Regions from separate parts of the Homo sapiens genome. Here region 1 is linked to region 2. The links are chromatin loops, found by intact Hi-C in ENCODE. Cell type or tissue: A673. All regions are shown on one strand. Each heading gives the region's core, and the rest is flanking DNA. Links, peaks and the distances in the headings are about the cores only. Region 1 holds the start of OR5A1 (olfactory receptor family 5 subfamily A member 1). Region 2 overlaps PATL1-DT (PATL1 divergent transcript).

Region 1 (9,076 bases), core at 581-8,580, 240 kb after region 2:
TGCAGACCTGGGATAGTAATGACAGTCCACATTATAGGTGGTATTAGCAAATAACTACAAAATGCCTGAGAGGGAGGGCAGAGGATTACAGGTTACAGCTTTATGCAAAGACTCTCTTTCTCTTTCTCAGTCTCAGTCTCAGTCTCTCTCTCTCAAAGAAGGGAGTTGCAGTCATCATCTTAAATATTTAGGTAGTATAGTGTAGTTGATAATGAATCTAACTTTTGAACCCAAAATCCCTGGGATCAACTCCTGCCTCCACCATTTTGGGTGAGATAGCTAACATCTCTGGCTTCAATTTATTTATCCTTAAAACTGGATGATAGCAATTAATTCACAGATTTGTTTTAAGTGCCTGGCACATAACAAGTGACCAGTGAGTAATTATTAGGACAGTTCTGTGTGCCTCAGGTAAGTCAGGTCATGTCTTGGAATAACTATTCATCTACTTTACCTAAGTTTCAATATTAGGAAGGAAAGATCAACGGAACTAGGTTCAGCTATGTAGTTGTGAAACGATTAATCAGATAGAATGTTTTTAATGCAAAGGATTAGCCCACATATATGTAAAAATGCTCTTAATTGTCGAATATTGGGTCCAAATATACTAATGTAGGTTGAATTTCAAATTTATCTTAGTCTGAGCATTCTGAGTTATTATTTTATTTATTTATTTATTTCTTATTTTTTATTTTTTTTTGAGATGGAGTTTCGCTCTTGTTGCCCAGGCTAGAGTGCAATGGCAGTATCTCAGGTCACCGCAACCTCCGCCTCCTGGGTTCAAGCGATTCTCCCGCTTCAGCCTCCTGAGTAGCTGGGATTACAGGCATACGCCACCGCGACTGGCTAATTTTGTATTTTAAGTAGAGACGGAGTTTCTCCATGTTGGTCAGGCTGGTCTCGAACGACCTTGGGCGATCCGCCCGCCTCAGCCTCCCAAAGTGCTGGGATTACAGGCTTGAGCCACTGCCCCTGGCCTGAGTTGTTTAGTTGTTGAGTGTGGGCTCTGGATCTAGACTGCCTGGATTTAATTCTCAGCTTCACTTAGTAGATGTGCGATGTTGACCAGGTCACTTGAACTCTCTCTCTCTGTAAAATTAGAGATAATAATAGTATTTACTTTGTTATAGGATCTGTCTAATTATCATCTATCATCTATCTATCTATCTATCTATCTATCTATCTATCTATCTATCTATCTATCATCTCTCTATCCATCTTTATCTATCTGTCTATCATCTATCTACCATCTATCATCATCATCATGTATCATCTAATCTTCTTAGATCATGCCTGGCCCATAGTAACTGTTCTATAAGTATTTGTTGTTGTTGCTGTTGTTATTTTAAACCTAAGTTACAAAGTATCCTCAATCAAATTATTTGAATTTTTAGTGCATGAAGCATCTTTCAAGATCAGGGACTTGATTTTATTAAATCCACACCAGTAAGGACTCCCATTGCCCCCTCACACAGCCACACTGAGTCTCAATGCACATTAATCAGAAGAGAACTGTAGTCATCAGGTCTCTGAAACTGGTAGGTTTCCCTAATCCTATAGAAAGTACCAGGAAAAATGTGGTCAGAGGGCCATGTGGCTTATGGTGAATGACCCTTAAAGGTTTGGAATATATCTTGATCCTTCTTCAGTTCTTAACCCAAATAATTTGGAAATCAATGAAATTATTTTAACTGGCTTTTAAATTAAAGAACTGTGAGATATTTTGATTAATATGATCAATATACAAATGTGAACTATTGAAACAAAAAATCATGTTCCTGATTAATAAAAAAAAGGAAACTGAACATTATTATCTATCTCCTGAAATAATAACTCTTAATATTTTGGTGTATACTTTTTATGTACAAGTATATGTTTATGTGCATAGGTGTTTGTATCATAGTACACAAACCTTTGTAACTTGTATATATTATAGAAGTCATTGCAAGTCAATAACTTCACAATTTGGGAAGTAATACTCTATTTGCGCCAAATTTTTCTGCTCAATTTAGGAGAGCCACTTTATTTCGACATCCTCAATTTTCACAAATCAATCCACATCTACTCATTGCCAGTTAAGGTCTCATTGACATTCTTAATATTTTTTTCCTGGAACTTGCACAGACAGATGCCCTTGAAATTGGGGCCCATTTCTCCCCTGTCAATAGTTCCTTCTACTTATTTTTTATTGCTAAACCCCTCACATTTGGATAATGGGAGAATGTGAAGCTCCTTTTAGCTATCATCATGCTGTCATTTGTGCAGAGTTTTAGATATTCATCACATTAGTCACGCTATTGTCGGTATGACTTTAAGCTTCATCCTATATTCTAAGGTTTTGCTCCTGTTTGTGAAAGGTTTGTGAACTTTCTAGAGTCAAGAGAGGATTCTTTATCCTTCAAAGAAATAAAAGAGGAACGTGCAACAAACTTTGGCATAATCGAGAGCAGATGTAGAGTCACATGGAGAAACTGGGAGCTAAAACAAGAAGAGCTCTGCGGGAGGCCTCACACATTCCATAGAGGTACAGCCATTTGGCAAGGTAGAAACCTGAGGTCTGTGTTATGATTCAGGGTCATCTGGGGGCACCCATTCAGGTTAGAAGAAAGGGGAGTGGGAGAAGGTAGTGGTTTGATCCTGGGTAGGCTTTAGAAAAAGACTGGTTCTAATTCTGACTCTGCCACTTGCCAGCTGTGGGATGTTGGGCAACTCATTTAGCCTTTCTGAATTTCAATTTCCTCATTTGTAAAATGGGAATAACAGTGACTACTAGCCAGGTGTGGTGGTTTATGCCCACAATCCTAGCACTTTGGGAAGCAGAGGCTGGAGGATTGCTTGAGGCCAGGAGCTCGAGACCAACCTGAGAAACATGGTGAGACCTCATCTCTACAAATAAAAATAAAAATGAAAAAATTGGTAGGGTATGGTGGCATACAGCTGTGGTCCCAGCTACCAGGAGGCTGAGGTGGGAGGATTGCTTGAGCCCACAAGGTTGAGGCTGCAGTTAGTTGTGATCATGCCACTACACTCCAGCCTAGGTGACAAAGGGAGACCTTGTCTCAAAACAACAATAAAACAAACAGTAACTACTTAACAGAGCTTGAAAATTGCTTAAGATAATGTATAAAGGGATCATGGTGGGTCTTGAGATAGAATGTTTGCTTAATAAACTGGGAATGTGATTGTTATCAGCAGCAACTATTCCTTAAAATATTATTGATAGGACCGACCATTAATTTTGAAACCCTTCCTCCTTATGTAATAGGTTGAAGTATGCTTATGTTAGAGAAATAAGAAGTTCACTAATGGACCATGCAGATTTGTAAGAAGTGTTTACGAGTGAGGTTGAGGAACTTAATGATTGGAGTCTGATGGGTTAATTGAAAGTCTGTTTTGAATATTGTCATCAGGAGGGAGAAATTTTGTATTTAAGGATGAGATTTCCCAGTCCCAGAAACAGAAAGTGGAGCTGGACAAATTGAAACAAAAGGAAAAGCATATGTAGAGTTTTTTTCCCACATATGGATGCCCTGCAGCTTATTTTAGAACATTAGAGAGAAGGTATCTTAAGGATTGTATGGAGTGCTTTATGGCATGGAACTCTGTCATGAAGAGGTGCTTCTTCCCTTGAGAGGGAAAGGAAGTTTTATTCACTCTTGCAGCAAACTTGGGGAGCCTGGACTCCCTACAATTCTATGATATAATCAACACCAGGTATAATCAACACCAGGTCTATTTTACAGAGCTGAAGAGGAAGAGTCTGAGAGGCTCAGTGACCTCATTAGACTCATAGATGCAGTTCCAGCATCTTTGTGAACTACACTATCCTTGACTGACACGGGAAGATAATAATACAGTAAAACCAAGCACCTAGCACAGACCTTTGCACATAGAAGATACTGGATAATTGATGGGGACTCGTAGAGTTGATTTATGATTCTGTTCATTTTCCATCAAATATATCTGGAAGAAGTGTTAAACTTTGTAACAAAATTTGCCTCATTTGAGCTTCACAGACACAGTTTGTGATGGAGGAAAACATGGAATGATAAGGACCTCAGCCAAATTGTGGAGTTGGAGGTGTTCTGTGATTTCCCCGCCAATCCTGATCTGGTGTCCTTCACTTCATAATGCCATTTTCCTCTCATCCCTGCCAGTGCCTGGTGCCCTCAAGATACTGCTCTTCCAGGTCTTTCTTTTATCTGAATGTACAAATGATTGATGAAATGAGGAGTTCCTCTCAATGTAAGGTGACAATGCTAAAGGGGTCAAGACTTTAATTCAAGAATTAAGATTCAGATGGTATCATTCATAGCATTAGTGAGAAAAGAGAAGGAGAGTTTTGGAGTTTAGAGGCCTCTGCAGTGTTTGGAAAATCTGCTGTGTAAAGTGTGTCTGGATTACAGGCCTTCTAAATTACTTTTTGGATTGCTTACTAATAATTGAGGCTGTGTGTAAGGGCATAGAAGTTCCTTCAGAAATGTCATTCCCTTTTAATCATCTTGGTAGTTGCAAGGGCTCAAATGTACTTCAGGAAGCTCATCACGGGAGCAGTAGAGAAGAACCAATATTGGGCTGTGATTTCAGAATCAGGCTCTTAAATGCCTCACTCAGATTATCACGGTGAGCAAATTTCCCTCCTTAGAGTAACCTTGGTTTTTGAAAAGATTGGTTTCATATTTGTTCTACCTTAGCATCTAATAGTATGCTGGGTTTACTGTTCACAAAATTTGTAATGAACAATTAATGCATTTATAAAGCTAATAATTCATCATGATTTTCTGAAGACTTAAAAAAAATGCTACTGAACATTTAATAGTCAACTGATTACCAGTTGAAGAGAACATGTGTCTCTTTTAGCTCTCTTTTAGTAATATGTCCCATTTAAGACAATATAGAATAGTGTATTAGGCCGTTTTTCAGGACTACCTGAGGCTGGATAATTTATAAAGAAAAGAGGTTTAATTGGCTCACAGTTCGGCAGACAGTACAAGAAGTGTGGCGCTGGCATCTGCTTCTGGTGAGGGCTGCAGGAAGCTATAATCACGGCGGAAGGTGAAGGGGGAGTAGACATCTCATATGGTGAGAGCAGATGCAAGAGAGAGAGAGCAACAGAAAGGGGCCAGGCTCTTTAAACAACCAGCTGTTGCCTGAATTCACTAATCACCAAGGGGATAGCACTACCCCATTCATGAAGGATCCGCCCCATGGGCCAATCACCTCCTACCAGGCCCCGCCTCCAACAATGGGGATTACATTTCAACATGAGATTTGGAGGGAAGAAACACTCAAACTATATCAAACAGGGTCCAGCTTATCGTATACAACAATTAATAAAACACTGCACTGGGAAAATTATTCAACTGATAAATCAAGAGCATAGAATTATCTGAGACAGACAACAAACTTGTATGTAAATCCTAAATTTCTGCATGTTATCTGGAATTTCAATTTTGAATTGGAGAAAGCTCAAATATGAAAAGAATAATGTACATTTAAAAAACTTTGGCAAAAAAATCTGTAAATTCAAAGTTTCCATATTCTACTTAAGTACTTAAATGACAGCAGAGAATGCTTGAAAACAAAATAGTATACAGCAGACTTCTTGAAAAGTATAGTACCGAAAATAAATGAGCTATCAAGCCATGAAAAGACATGGAGGAAACTTACGTGCATATTACTAAGTGAAATAAATTAACCTGAAAGGCTACGTAGGGTATGATTCCACCTATAAGACATATTGGAAAAAGCAAAACTATGGAGACAGTAAAAAGATCAGTAGTTGCTAGGGGTCAGGGAGAGGGAAGGGTGAACAGGGAGAGCACAGAGGGTTTTTAGGACAGTGAAGCTACTATGGATGATCCTATAACAGTGGATACATGTCATCATACATTTGCCCAAACCCACGGAATACACAACACTAAGAATGAACCCAAATGTTAACTATGGATTTTGGGTGATAATAATTTGCCAATGTAGGTTCATTGATTGTAACAATGTACCACTGTGGTGGGGGAGATTGATCATGGAGGAGGCTATGCATGTGTAGGAGTAAAAGGATAAATAGGAAATCTCTGGTCAATATTGCCGTGACTCTACAATTGCTCTAAAAAATAAGGTCTATTTTTTAAAAAGTACAAAAAAAGATTTGGCTGAATTTGAGGAAAGACAAATAGCATTGAGAGGTGCAGGGAGAAAAACTAAAAGTCAAAGAACTTATTGGTTACCTATATGGGCTTGTGGATATAGGGAATTCTATCATGTGAGATTAATATGGGCATGAAGACAAAGAGCAAACTGCACTTACCCTGTTGCTCCTGCTCTGTCTGCCCTTTAGCTGATACCTGTTTTGAGTTGTTCTGCTTTGGAAGGAGTTTAATTGGGTTTCAGTGGCTGCTTCCAATTACCAAAGTGCTAATGAGTTTGGAGAGAGCTTGCGGCTGGTTTTTTCATCAAGGATCAAAATATCCTCTTGGTGCATAGAAGGTGTGCTTTGGGGCAGAGTAAAGGAAGAAAAAGATATATAAAGAAAGGATGGAGGTTGTAATCTTTAAGAAGCTCTTCTGGCATCAGCTAATATCTGCATTTAGGGTCATTTTGAGAAAATGTTCAAAGCTGGGGTTGGGGGTAAATTGGGGAGAGGTTTTTTTCTTCTGTCCTTGGAGATGTTTCATTATATTTGCTCCTGAGGGTCTTTTTGAAAGGGAGGAATGTATCACCCGAACTTCACAGCTTTATGATTAATTGCTCTCTGGGGTTGTCTAGAACGCAAACTCTAAAAGCTCCAAAACTGATGCTTATTAAACTCCATCCCAGTGGCTAGGGCCTCCAATCCCCCAAGGCCAATCAAGATATTTTCTGGTAGTACCTGACGAAAAAACTCAGGATAGCAGTGGAACATAAGGATAGGTTAAACACCACTCCACAAAATAAAGCAAAATTGCCTATCTATAAATACATATTTATTGACTCTATTCCATTACTTAGTAGAACCTATTTGGCCAGAAGTATGCTAAAAGGATGGGACCTTAACCTTCCTGAGCTCCTCTTATGTGCTAAGCACTATACTATGTGCCTTATGTGTGTTAACTCACTAAGTTCTCCCCAATTCCCCGTGCAGAGGAGGAAACCGAAATTCAGAGAAGCTAAATAAATTGATCGAAATTTTATGCTAGTAAGGGATTGATCTGATATTTGAACTCTGTGTAATACCAAACACTGCATATAAATATATGACACATGCACTTATTTTGAAACTCACATAAATGTGTTGATATGGTCAATCATACCCCTCAATTCATAAATCCATTTTCTTTCCACAGAAACCTACTATCTTCCTCCAGGAAAGAGACATTAGAAATAGGGCATTTTTTTCTTAAAACATTTTAAAAAACTTATTCTGCTATGGAATATAAAGGTGTAATATAAAGATGTAGAACTTTTATTCTATGGAGAGCTACATACAAATAAAAAGTAATATGGGGCCACACATTTAACAAAATCAAGCCATTAGTACATGTGCTTTCAGGTGGAGGGGAAAAAGTAAAATATTTGATTCTCTTGTTTCTTAAGCTGAGAACATGGAACTTCGGTCTTTTCAAAGTAGCTACAATAAACAGTGGATGACTGATCTCAATTCCATGACTACTTAAAGGAGAGAAAGCTATCCAACCAGGCAGAGAAAAAAATGGTTGGAGAGTAGAATTCAAAGGAAAAACATGGATAAGGGAGAAATTATTCGTTCGTGCATTCCTTAAGTATGTATGTATTTATTTATTGAGAGTTAGGTCTCTTTGTTTATTTATTTATTTAAATTGACAAATGCCAAATTGTATATATTTATGTTATATAACATAATGTTTTGATATATGTATACATAGAAGAATTATTAAATCAAGCAAATTAACATATCCATCAGCTCACCTACTTATGATTTTTCTGATGACAACATTTTAAAATCTACTTTTTCAGTGATTTTCAAGTATACTACACACATTATCATTAATTATAGTCACCATGCTGTACAACAAATCTCCAAAATTTATTTCTCCTGTCTAACTGAAACTTTGTACCTTTTAAGTGACATCTCCCTGCTCCCCCTACCCCTGCCCCTGAGAGCCACCATTCTACTCTCTGCTTCTATGAGTTCAGTTTTTTTTAGATTTCACATAATTGAGGGCATACAGTATTTGTCTTTCTGTGCCAGGTTTATTTCACTTGCCATAATGCCCTCCAGGTTTATTCATGTTGTAGCAAAGGACAAGATTTTCTTTTCTTTGAAGGCAGAATAGTGTATATATACTATATATTCTTTAGCCATTCATCCATTAATGGACATTTAGCTTGATTTCATATTATGGCTATGCTCAATAGTGCTGCAATAAACATGAGAGTGCAGTTATCTCTTTGACATATTGATTTCATTATTTTTGGATATATACCCAGTAGTGGGATTGCTGGGTCATATAGCAGTTCTAAGTTTAGTTTTTTGAGGCATATCTATACTGTTTTCCAGAATGGCTACACTTACTATATGCTACTTGTTTTTTATTTTTATTTTTTGCCATTCTAATAGATACAAGTGGGGTTTAGTTTTGATTTTAATTTCTATTTTGTTAATGAATAGTGGTGTTGAGTATCATATGTCCATCCATGTATCTATTTTGCTGAATTATATGTTCACATATATTTTGCCCATTTAAAAAATTTCTGAAATGTAAAACTTAGTTTTGAAAGTTCTTTATATATGCTACATACAATTCCTTTATCAAATATATAATTTGAAAATATTTTTTCCAATCTGTAACTTGTCTTTTCATTCCACTAATATTTTTTGAGAGCAGAATCCTCAATTTTTGCAATGTCTCATTTATCATTTTTCCTTTTATTAATTGTGTGTTTGGTGTAACACCTAGGAAATCTTTGCATAATGCAAAGTCATAATGATTTTTTTCTATGTTTTCCTCTAGAAATTTTATAATTTATATTTTACATTTAGTTGTATGATTTAATTACTTGTGTATGGTGTGAAGTAAAAACTGTTTCATATTTTGGCACAGTGGCATCTAATTGTCCT
Region 2 (9,076 bases), core at 781-8,780:
TAATTCTTCTAGTCCATAAAAAAATGGAATATCTTTCCATTCATTTGTGTATTCTTCAATTTCTTTCATCAGTGTTTCACAGTTTTCATTGTAGAGATATTTCACCTCTTTGGTTAAATTTATTCCTAAGCATTTTATTTTGTGCAGCTATTATAATAGGATTGTTTTCTAGATTTCTATTTCAGATAGTTTTCCATCACCATACAGAAATGCTACTAATTTTTATATGTTGATTTTGTATCCCACAACTTTACTGAGTTTGTTTATTAGTTCTAGTAGTTTTTTGGTGGAGCCTCTAGGATTTTGTATATACAAGATCACGTCATCTGTAAACACGTAAAATCTAACTTCTTTATTCCCACTTTGGATGACTTTTATTTCTTTCTCTTGCCAAACTCTTCTGGCTACAATTTCCAGTACTATGTTGAATAGAAGTGGTGAAAGTGGGCATCCTTGTCTTGTTCCACATCTTGAACGCTTTCAGCTTTTCCCCATTCAGTATGATGCTAGCTGTGGGTTTGTCAAATATGCCCTTTATTGTGTTGAGTTATATTTTTTCTATACCTAATTTGTTGAGAGTTTTTATCAGTAAGAGATGTTGGATTTTGTTGAATCTTTTCCTGCATCTGTTGAATTGGCCATATGGATTTTATTGTTCGTTTTGTTAATGTAATATTTTACATTTATTGATTTTATACACTGAACCATCCTTGCACTCCTGGGATGTATCCCATTTGATCATAATGAATATTTTTAATGTGCTAGTGAATTTGTTTACTAGTATTTTGTTGAGGATTTTTGTATCTATTTTCATCCAGGTTATTGGCCTGTAGTTTTTTATTGTTGTGTCCTTGTCTGTTTTTGTAATTAGAGTAATGTTGGCTTCATAGAACAAATTTGAAAGAATTCCCTCCTCTTCAATTTTTTGAAATGGTTTCAGAAGAATTTTATTAATTCTTCTTTAAATGTTGGGAATTCAGCAGTAAGGCCATCAGGTCATGGACTTGTCTTTGATAGGAGACTTTTTATGACTGATTGAGTCTCCTTATTCAATATTGTTCTATTCAGATTTTCTATTTTTTTAATAGTTTAATCTTGGTAAGCTATATGTGCCCAGGAATGTATCCATTTTTCTAGGTTATCTAATTTATTAGCATATAATTGTTGATAATATTCTCTTATGATTCTTTGTATTCTCTGGTATCAGTTATAATTTCTCCTTTTTCACTTTTGATTTCATTTATTTGAATCTTTTCTTTTTCTTAGTCTATATAAAGGTTTGTCAATTTGTTCATCTTTTCAAAAAACTTTTGTTGATCTTTTGTATTTTTTTAGTCTCTATTTCATTATTTCTGCTCTGATGTTTATTATATCCTTCCTTCTATTCATTTTTTTTCCTTCTACTCATTTTTGGTTTAGTTTGTTCTCTTCTAGTTCCTTGAGGTGCAACATTAGGGTTAGGCAGCATGTAGTTGGGTTTTAGATAGATAGATAGATAGATAGATAGATAGATAGATAGATAGATAGATATAGATATATAGATGTATATATAGATTCAGCCATTTTATGTGTTTTAATTGGAGAGTTTAATTCTTTTACATTCAGGTAATTATTGATAGGTAAGAACTTATTACTGTCATTTTGTTAATTGTTTTCTAGTTTGTATTGCATATCTTTTCTTTATTCCTCTCTTACTGTCTTCCTTTGTGGTTAAGTGTTTCTCCCTGGCAGTCTGTTTTGATTCCTTTTTATTTTTAGTATATTGATCATAGGTTTTTGTTTTGTGGTTACCATAAGGTTTACAAAAACATATTCATAACATGTTATACTAAACAGATAACAACTTTGATTACTGATGTCACAATTTACATAATTTTATATTGGAAATCCCTTAAAAAGTATTTTAGTTGTTATTATTTTGAGACAAGGTCTCACTCTGTTGCCCAGGCTAGAGTATAGTGGCATAATCTCGGCTCACTACAACCTCTGCCTCCCAGGCTCAAGTGATCCTGCCACCTCTGCCTCCTGAGTAGCTGGGACTACAGGCATGTGCCACCATGTCCAGCTAATTTTTACATTTATTATTTTTTAAAGTCTTATTTTTTACCCGTAATACTAAGGATATAAGTGGTCCCCCTGCCATTACAGTATCAGAATGTTCTGAATTTTACTATATACTTACTTTTACCAGTGAGTTTTGTACTTTTAGATGTTTTCATGTTACTCATTAGCATCCTTTCATTTCAGCTTGAAGAACTCTCTTTAACATTTTTTGTAAGGCAGGCCTAGTAGTGATGAACTTCCTCAACTTTTGTTTGTTTGGGTAAGTTTTTATTTTTCCTTCATTTCTGAAGGACAGCTTTGCTCGGTACACTATTGTCAGTTGACAGGGTGTTTTTTTCCTTTAGTACTTTGAATATATCATCCTACTCTCTCCTGGCCTACCAGGTTTCTGCTGAGAAGTCCGCTGCTAAGTGTATTGCAAAAGTCCCTTTTATGTTGTTACTTTCTCTTGCTGATTTCAGCATCCTGTCTTTGACATTTACCTTTGACAATTTTATCATAATATGTCTTAGGGTGGTCTTATTAGGATTAAATTTGATTGGTGGCCTATGACTTTCTCGTACCTGGATAATTGTATCTTTCTCTAGGTTTGGAAAGTTTTCTGCTATTATTTCTTTAAATAAGCTTTTTACTCCTTTATCTTTCTCTACTTCCCCTTGAATTCCAATGACCCATACATTAGCTCTTTTGATGTTATCCTATAAATCCCATAAGCTTTCTTCATTCCTTTTCATTATTTTTTCTTGTTTCTCCTATGACAGTATATTTTCTGAAGTGGTGGCCTGCCCCTCCACAACCTGTGGGTGTTTCTCCTCAAGTGGGACGAGAGACTGAGAAAAGAAATACGACACAGAGACAAAGTATAGAGAAAGAAAAGTGGGCCCAGGGGACCGGCGCTCAGCATACGGAGGACCTGCACCGGCACTGGTCTCTGAGTTCCCTCAGTATTTATTGATTACTATCTCTGCCATCTCAGAGATGGGGATATGGCAGGATATAGGGTAATGGTGGGGAGAGGGTCAGCAGGAAAACATGTGAGCAAAGATCTCTGTGTCATAAATAAGTTTAAGGAAAGGTGCTGTGCCTTGATGTTCACATAGGCCAGATTTCTGTTTGACTTTACACAAACATCTTGGTGCATTAAAGAGCAGTATTGCCGCCAGCATGTCTCACCTCCAGCCAGAAGACAGTTTTCTCCTATCTCAGTAAATCGGGTTTTACACCAAGATATTCCATTCCCAGGGAGGAGCAGGAGACAGATGCCTTCCTCTTATCTCAACTGCAAAGAGGCCTTCCTCTTTTACTAATCCTCCTCAGCACAGACCCTTTATGGGTGGCGGGCTGGGGGACATTCAGGTCTTTCCCTTCCCACGAGGCCATATCTCAGGCTATCACATGGGGAGAAACCCTGGACAATACCTGGCTTTCCTAGGCAGAGGTCCCTGCGGCCTTCCGCAGTGTATTGTGTCCCTGGGTACTCGAGATTAGAGAACGGTAATTACTTTTACCAAGCATACTGCCTTTAAGCACTTTTTTAACAAAGCATATCCTGCACAGCCCTAAATCCATTACACCTTGAGTCAACACAGCACAATTATCTGCAAGCACAGGGTTGGGGCTAGGGTTACAGATTAACAGCATCTCAAGGCAGAAGAATTTCTCCTAGTACAGAACAAAATAGAGTCTCTTAAGTTTACTTTTTTCTACATAGACACAGTAACAGTCTGATCTCTCTTTTCCCATTTTCAAATAACCTATCTTCAAGTTCACAGATTCTTTCCTCTGCTTAATTCTGCTATTGATGCTCTCTACTAATATTTTTTAATACTCATTGTATTTTTTAGCTCCTAGATTTCTGGGTTTTTTTTAATTGCAATATCTCTGTTAAATTTCTCTGGTAAATTTTTGAATTGTTTCTCTGTGTTTTCTTGAAGTTCCCTTTAGGGTCAGTCACTGGCATCTTATTTTGTTTGGTGAGGTCAAATTTCCCTGCTTATTCTGGATGCTTGCAGATGTGCGTCAATGTCTGTGTATTAGGTATTTATTCTAGTCTTTGCATTCTGGCTTTGTTTGTGCCTGTTTTACTTCAATAGGCCTGTCTAGAAGTTCTAAGCAGCCTGACTTGTGATTCCTAAGCCTGTGGCTGTTGCAGCCACTTCAGCACTAGAGGGGGCCCTAAGCCCAGGTTCATCACAAGTTTTGCAAGGGCTTTGAGGCTGACACAGCACCCAAGCCAGGATGGACCTGAGGAAGATTGAAGGAAGGTACCTAGGCTGTATAGATAAGCTAGCCAGGGACCCAAGCCCAGAAGACTGTCCCAGTGGCCTGGACAGACACCCCTCCCAGCAGTTCCCTGCACAGGCAGGACAATCCCCACATGTGGAAAGAGGGGCTGGAGCTGAGACTGGGCCCCCTCAAGGGCCCCCATGGAACAGAGGTCAGCAAACCCATCCCATTGGCTTAGGTGGGTGTGGGGCCAGACTTGAGACTGGGTCTCAGAATCTGCTGTTGGACAGAGACTGGAAAGCCCATTGCAGAGGCTCAGATGAATGGGTAACTCCTGTGAGATATGGGCAACTTTCCCTTTGGGAAGCAATTTCCCAGCAAGTAGTACTAAGCTGGGACCACAGCTGAGGAGGGGTGGAGACGAGCCACAAGGCAACTTTCAGGTCCAAGCTGCGAAGACCAACGTCAGCAGGCAGATGAGCCTTCCCTGCTGAGGCACTGGTGTGCATGATTCTTCCTGAACCCCCTGGCAGATGGTTTTGGTGGTAGCCTCAAGGCCAGTAGGGGCTGTTGCCAAGCCCCTTGGGGAATGAGGCCATTTCCCCAGGCTTGAATCTGGGAGCACAGTTGATGGGTCTGCCAACAGGGTATGGGTCTGCACTCTCAAAATCACCCTCCTAGGTCTTAGGCTCCATTGGGCTTCCACAACTTTCTACCTGAATCGTGAGGCTTCCACAAAGAGACTTTTTTGTCTGGATGGGTGAAGAATTCTTATTGTTGGGGGATAAAAGCAGGTGACCTCCTATACCACCATCTTGCTGACATCATTCCAACCCTAGAATCTATTTATCTGTCCAGAAAATTTGCCATGATTAAAAGGTCTGTTGTTCTTCTTCAAGTAGGCTGTGGTGGTTCTATAAAATATGTCCACAAATTCTTTGAAACTCCTCCCTTTACACAGTGGAGCCTAATTCCTCTCCCTTTGAATATGGGTTGTACCTAGTAACTTATTTCTAGTACATAGAATGTGGCAGAAGTGACAGTGTGTGACTTCTGAGGGTGGGTCATAAAAGATATTGTGGCTTTAGCTTCTACCTCAGATTACTCACTGTAAAAGAAGCTACCATGTCCTGAGGACAATCAAGAAGCCCTATGGAGATGCTAATGTAGTAAGGAACTGAGATCTCCTATGAACAGCCAGAGAGGAACTGACACCTCTTGCTAACAGCCATGTAAGTGAACCATCTTGAGGACAGATTCTCCACTGCTAGTCAAGACTTCAGGTGTCTGGAGCCCCAGCCAACATTCAGACTGCAATCTCCTGAAACACTCTGAGCCAGAACCACCTAGCTAAGCTGCTCCCAGTTCCTGACCCCCAAAATCTTTGTGAGATAATAACTTATTTTTGTTTTAAGTGCTTGTATTAGTCCATTTTCACACTCCTATAAAGAACTGCCCGGGACTGGGTAATTTACAAAGGAAAGAGGTTCAATTGACTCACAGTTCTGCATGGCTGGGGAGGCCTCAGGAAACTTACAATCATGGCGGAAGGTGAAGGGGAAGCAACGCACCTCCTTCACAAGGTGGTGGGACGCAGAATGAATGCAGGAGGAACTACCAAACACATAAAACCATCAGATCTTGTGAGAACTCACTTATTATGATGAGAACAGCATGAGGGAAACCACCCCCATTATTCAATTACCTCCAGCTGTTCTCTCCCTTGACATATGGGGATTATGGGGATTAAAATTCAAGATGAGATTTTGGGTGGGGATACAACCAAACCATATCACTGCTAAATTTTAGGGTAGTTTTGTATGCAGCAATATATAACTAACAGCATGTTAGTGAACATAGCCCCAGTTGTCTTGGGAGTTACTGAAATGAACACAGAAACCATTGACATAGTTCACCTAGTGACATCTTCATTATTCATCTCTAAGCAGCACATAAAACACAAACTTAAACCTTAAAATTTTTTCTCATTATACTACCAGAAATCATTTTTTATACCCCAATGACTCATACATACCACATACATACCATAGGCTAAAAAATGGCTCCCCAAATATTTCCATGTCCTAATTCCAAGAACCTGTGAATATATTATTTTACATGGTAAAAGGGATTTGGTAGATATGATTAAATTAAGAATCCTGAGATGGGGAGATTATCCTGTATTATCTGGGTGCACACAATGTTATCACAGGATCTTTATAACAAAGGAGCAGGAGAATTGAAGAGAAAAGTATGATAACAAAAGCAGAGAGAGAAAGAGTTTGGAAGATTTATGCTGCTGACTTTGAAAATGGAGGATAGGGCTACAAGCCAAGAAATGCAAGTAACCTCTGGAAGCTAAAAACAAACAACAAAAAACAAATTCTCCCCTAGTGGCCTCAAGGAAGAAATGTAGTTCTGTAACCCATTTTAAAATTCCGACCTATAGAAATATAATTTTGTTACAGAAACAACAACAACCTAACACCTCATTTTATTATACTTCACAGATAATTGTGTTTTTTACAAATCGAAAAATTTTGGCAACCTTACATTGAGCAGGTCTATCAGCACCATTTTCCCAACAGCATGTGTTCACTTCACGTCTCTGTCTCACATTTTGGTAATTCTCACAATATTTCAAACTTTTTATTACATCTATTATAGTGATATGTGTTCAGTCATCTTTAATGTTACTATTTTAATTGTTTTGGGGCACCAGGAACTGCACCCTTATAAGACGGTGAACTTACTAAGTGTTGTGTGTGTTCCACTGACTAGCTGTTCCCTCATCTTTCTCCCTCTCTTTGGGCCTCCCTATTCCCTGCGACACAACTATATTGAAATTAGGCCAATTAATAACCTCACAATCACCTTTAAGTGTTCAAGTGAAAGAAAGAGTCACACATCTCTCACTTTAAATCAAAAGCTAGAAATGATTAAGCTTAGTGAGGAAGGCATGTCAAAAGCAAGATGGGCCAAAAACTAGGCCTTTGGGCCAAGAAGCTAGCCAAGTTGTGAATGCAAAGGAAAAGCTCTTGAAAGGATTTAAAAATGCTACTCCAGTGAACATACAAATGGTAGGAAAGTAAAACAGCATTATTGCTGTTATGGAGAAACTTTCAGTGGTCTGGATAAAAGATCAAACTAGCCACAACATTCCCTTAAGCCAGATCCTAATCCAGACACCCTAACTCTCTCAATTCTATGAAGGTGGAGAGAGGTGAGGAAGCTGCAGAAGAAAAGTTTGGAGCTAGCAGAGCTTGGTTCATGAGGTTTAAGGAAAGAAGCCACCTCCATAACATAAAAGTACACAGTAAAGCAGCAAGTGCTTGATGTAGAAGCTCCAGCAAGTCATCCAGAAGATCTAGCTTCATCATTGATGAAGGTGGCTACATCAACAGATTTTCAATGCAGACAAAATGGCCTTATATTATTGGAAGAAGATACCATCTAGGACTTTCAATGCCTAGGTTCAAAGCTTCAAAGGGCAGGCTGACTCCCTTGTCAGGGGCTAGTGCAGCTGGTGACTTTAAGTTGAAGTCAATGCTTATTTGTCCTTCTAAAAAATCTTAGGTTCCTTAAGAATTATGCTAAATCTACCCGGCCTCTGCTCTGTAAATGAAACAATAAAGCCTGGATAGCAACAGCACATCCATTTACAGCGTGATTTACTGAATATTTAAAGCCCACTGCTGAAACCTACTACTCAAAAAAAAAAAAAAAAAAAAAAACTGGTTTATTTTAAAATACTACTGCTCATTGACAATGCAGCTGGTCACCCAAGAACTCTGATGGAGATGTACAAGATTAATCGTTTTCAGGCCTGCTAACACAACATCCATTCTGCAGCCCACACAGCAATTTCAACTTTCAAGTCTTATTATTTCAGAAATACATTTTGTAAGGCTATAGCTGTCATAGATAATGATTCCTTTGATGGATCTGGGCAAAAGAAATTGAAAACCTTCTGGATACTTCTGGATGACTAGATAAAGGAAAACAAAACAAAACAAAAAAACCTGGAAAGGATTTACCATCCTAAATGCCATTAAGAACATTTGTGAAGCCAGGTACAGGCAGCGTGGCGAAGCCCTGTCCCTACAAAAAATACAAAAATTAGCCGGGCATGATGGTGCCCGCCTATAGCCCCAGCTACTTGGGAGGCTGAGATGGGAGAATGGCTTGAGCCCAGGAGGTGGAGGTTGCAGTGAGTCGAGATCGTGCCACTGCACTTGTTTGCCCCCTGCCCGCAAAAAGAACATTTGTGAGTCATAGGAAGGGGTCAAAGTATCAACATTGTCATGGAAAAACTTAAACTGCATTTGTCCTCTGCTCTCACACCACAACAATCAACACAGAAGACTTCTGTGACCAAATATATGGGGGATTTTCCCCACCAACAAGCAGTGGAGACCAGCTGGGTATCCTCCAATTCGATTCTGACACTACCTGGAGATATGTCAGTTCCCACAGGTAAAGGGCTCAGTCCCCAAGATTACTCCCTCCTCCCCCCAGACACCAGTTGCAAGTCCAGGTCTCTGGAACTTCTGATCAATCAGCTTCAAGTTGAGGTTCCCATGACCCCCTCTTTGGGTTCAATAATTTGCTGGAGTGGCTCACAGAACTAAGGAAACACTTATATTTACCAGTTTATTATAAAGGATATCACGAAGGATCCAGATGAAGAGATGCACAGGGAGAGGTATGGAGGAAGGGACACGGAGCTCCCATGCCCTCCCCAGGTAGCCATTCCCCAGAAACCTCCACTTGTTCAGCTATCAGG

Evidence for each region. Hi-C counts contacts between places; a loop is a spot of excess contacts. Peaks named below come from ENCODE experiments on the same cell type or tissue, not always from the same donor. Only the 100,000 strongest peaks of a DNase experiment are listed, where the experiment ranks them.
Region 1: a loop joins it to region 2, with 4 times the contacts of the local background. A loop is called at or near these places in 14 of 110 quality-filtered maps.

Annotation. Positions count from the first base shown.
Region 1 is chr11:59,434,067-59,443,142 of GRCh38, reverse strand. OR5A1 (olfactory receptor family 5 subfamily A member 1) reads right to left here and starts at 6,674. Exons shown (of 2, transcript NM_001004728.2): 1 at 6,308-6,674; 2 at 1-7. In A673, for the core only: no CTCF peak of the experiment used is centred there; a DNase peak (open chromatin) is centred at 5,182.
Region 2 is chr11:59,675,895-59,684,970 of GRCh38, reverse strand. It overlaps PATL1-DT (PATL1 divergent transcript), which reads right to left. Exons shown (of 4, transcript NR_187296.1): 4 at 8,930-9,076. Among named protein-coding and RNA genes, the nearest start is that of PATL1-DT, 11 kb to the right of the region's middle. RefSeq lists an enhancer at 4,093-4,593. In A673, for the core only: CTCF peaks have their summits at 4,217 (motif pointing right) and 6,670; DNase peaks (open chromatin) are centred at 4,240 and 5,990; H3K27ac peaks cover 590 bases.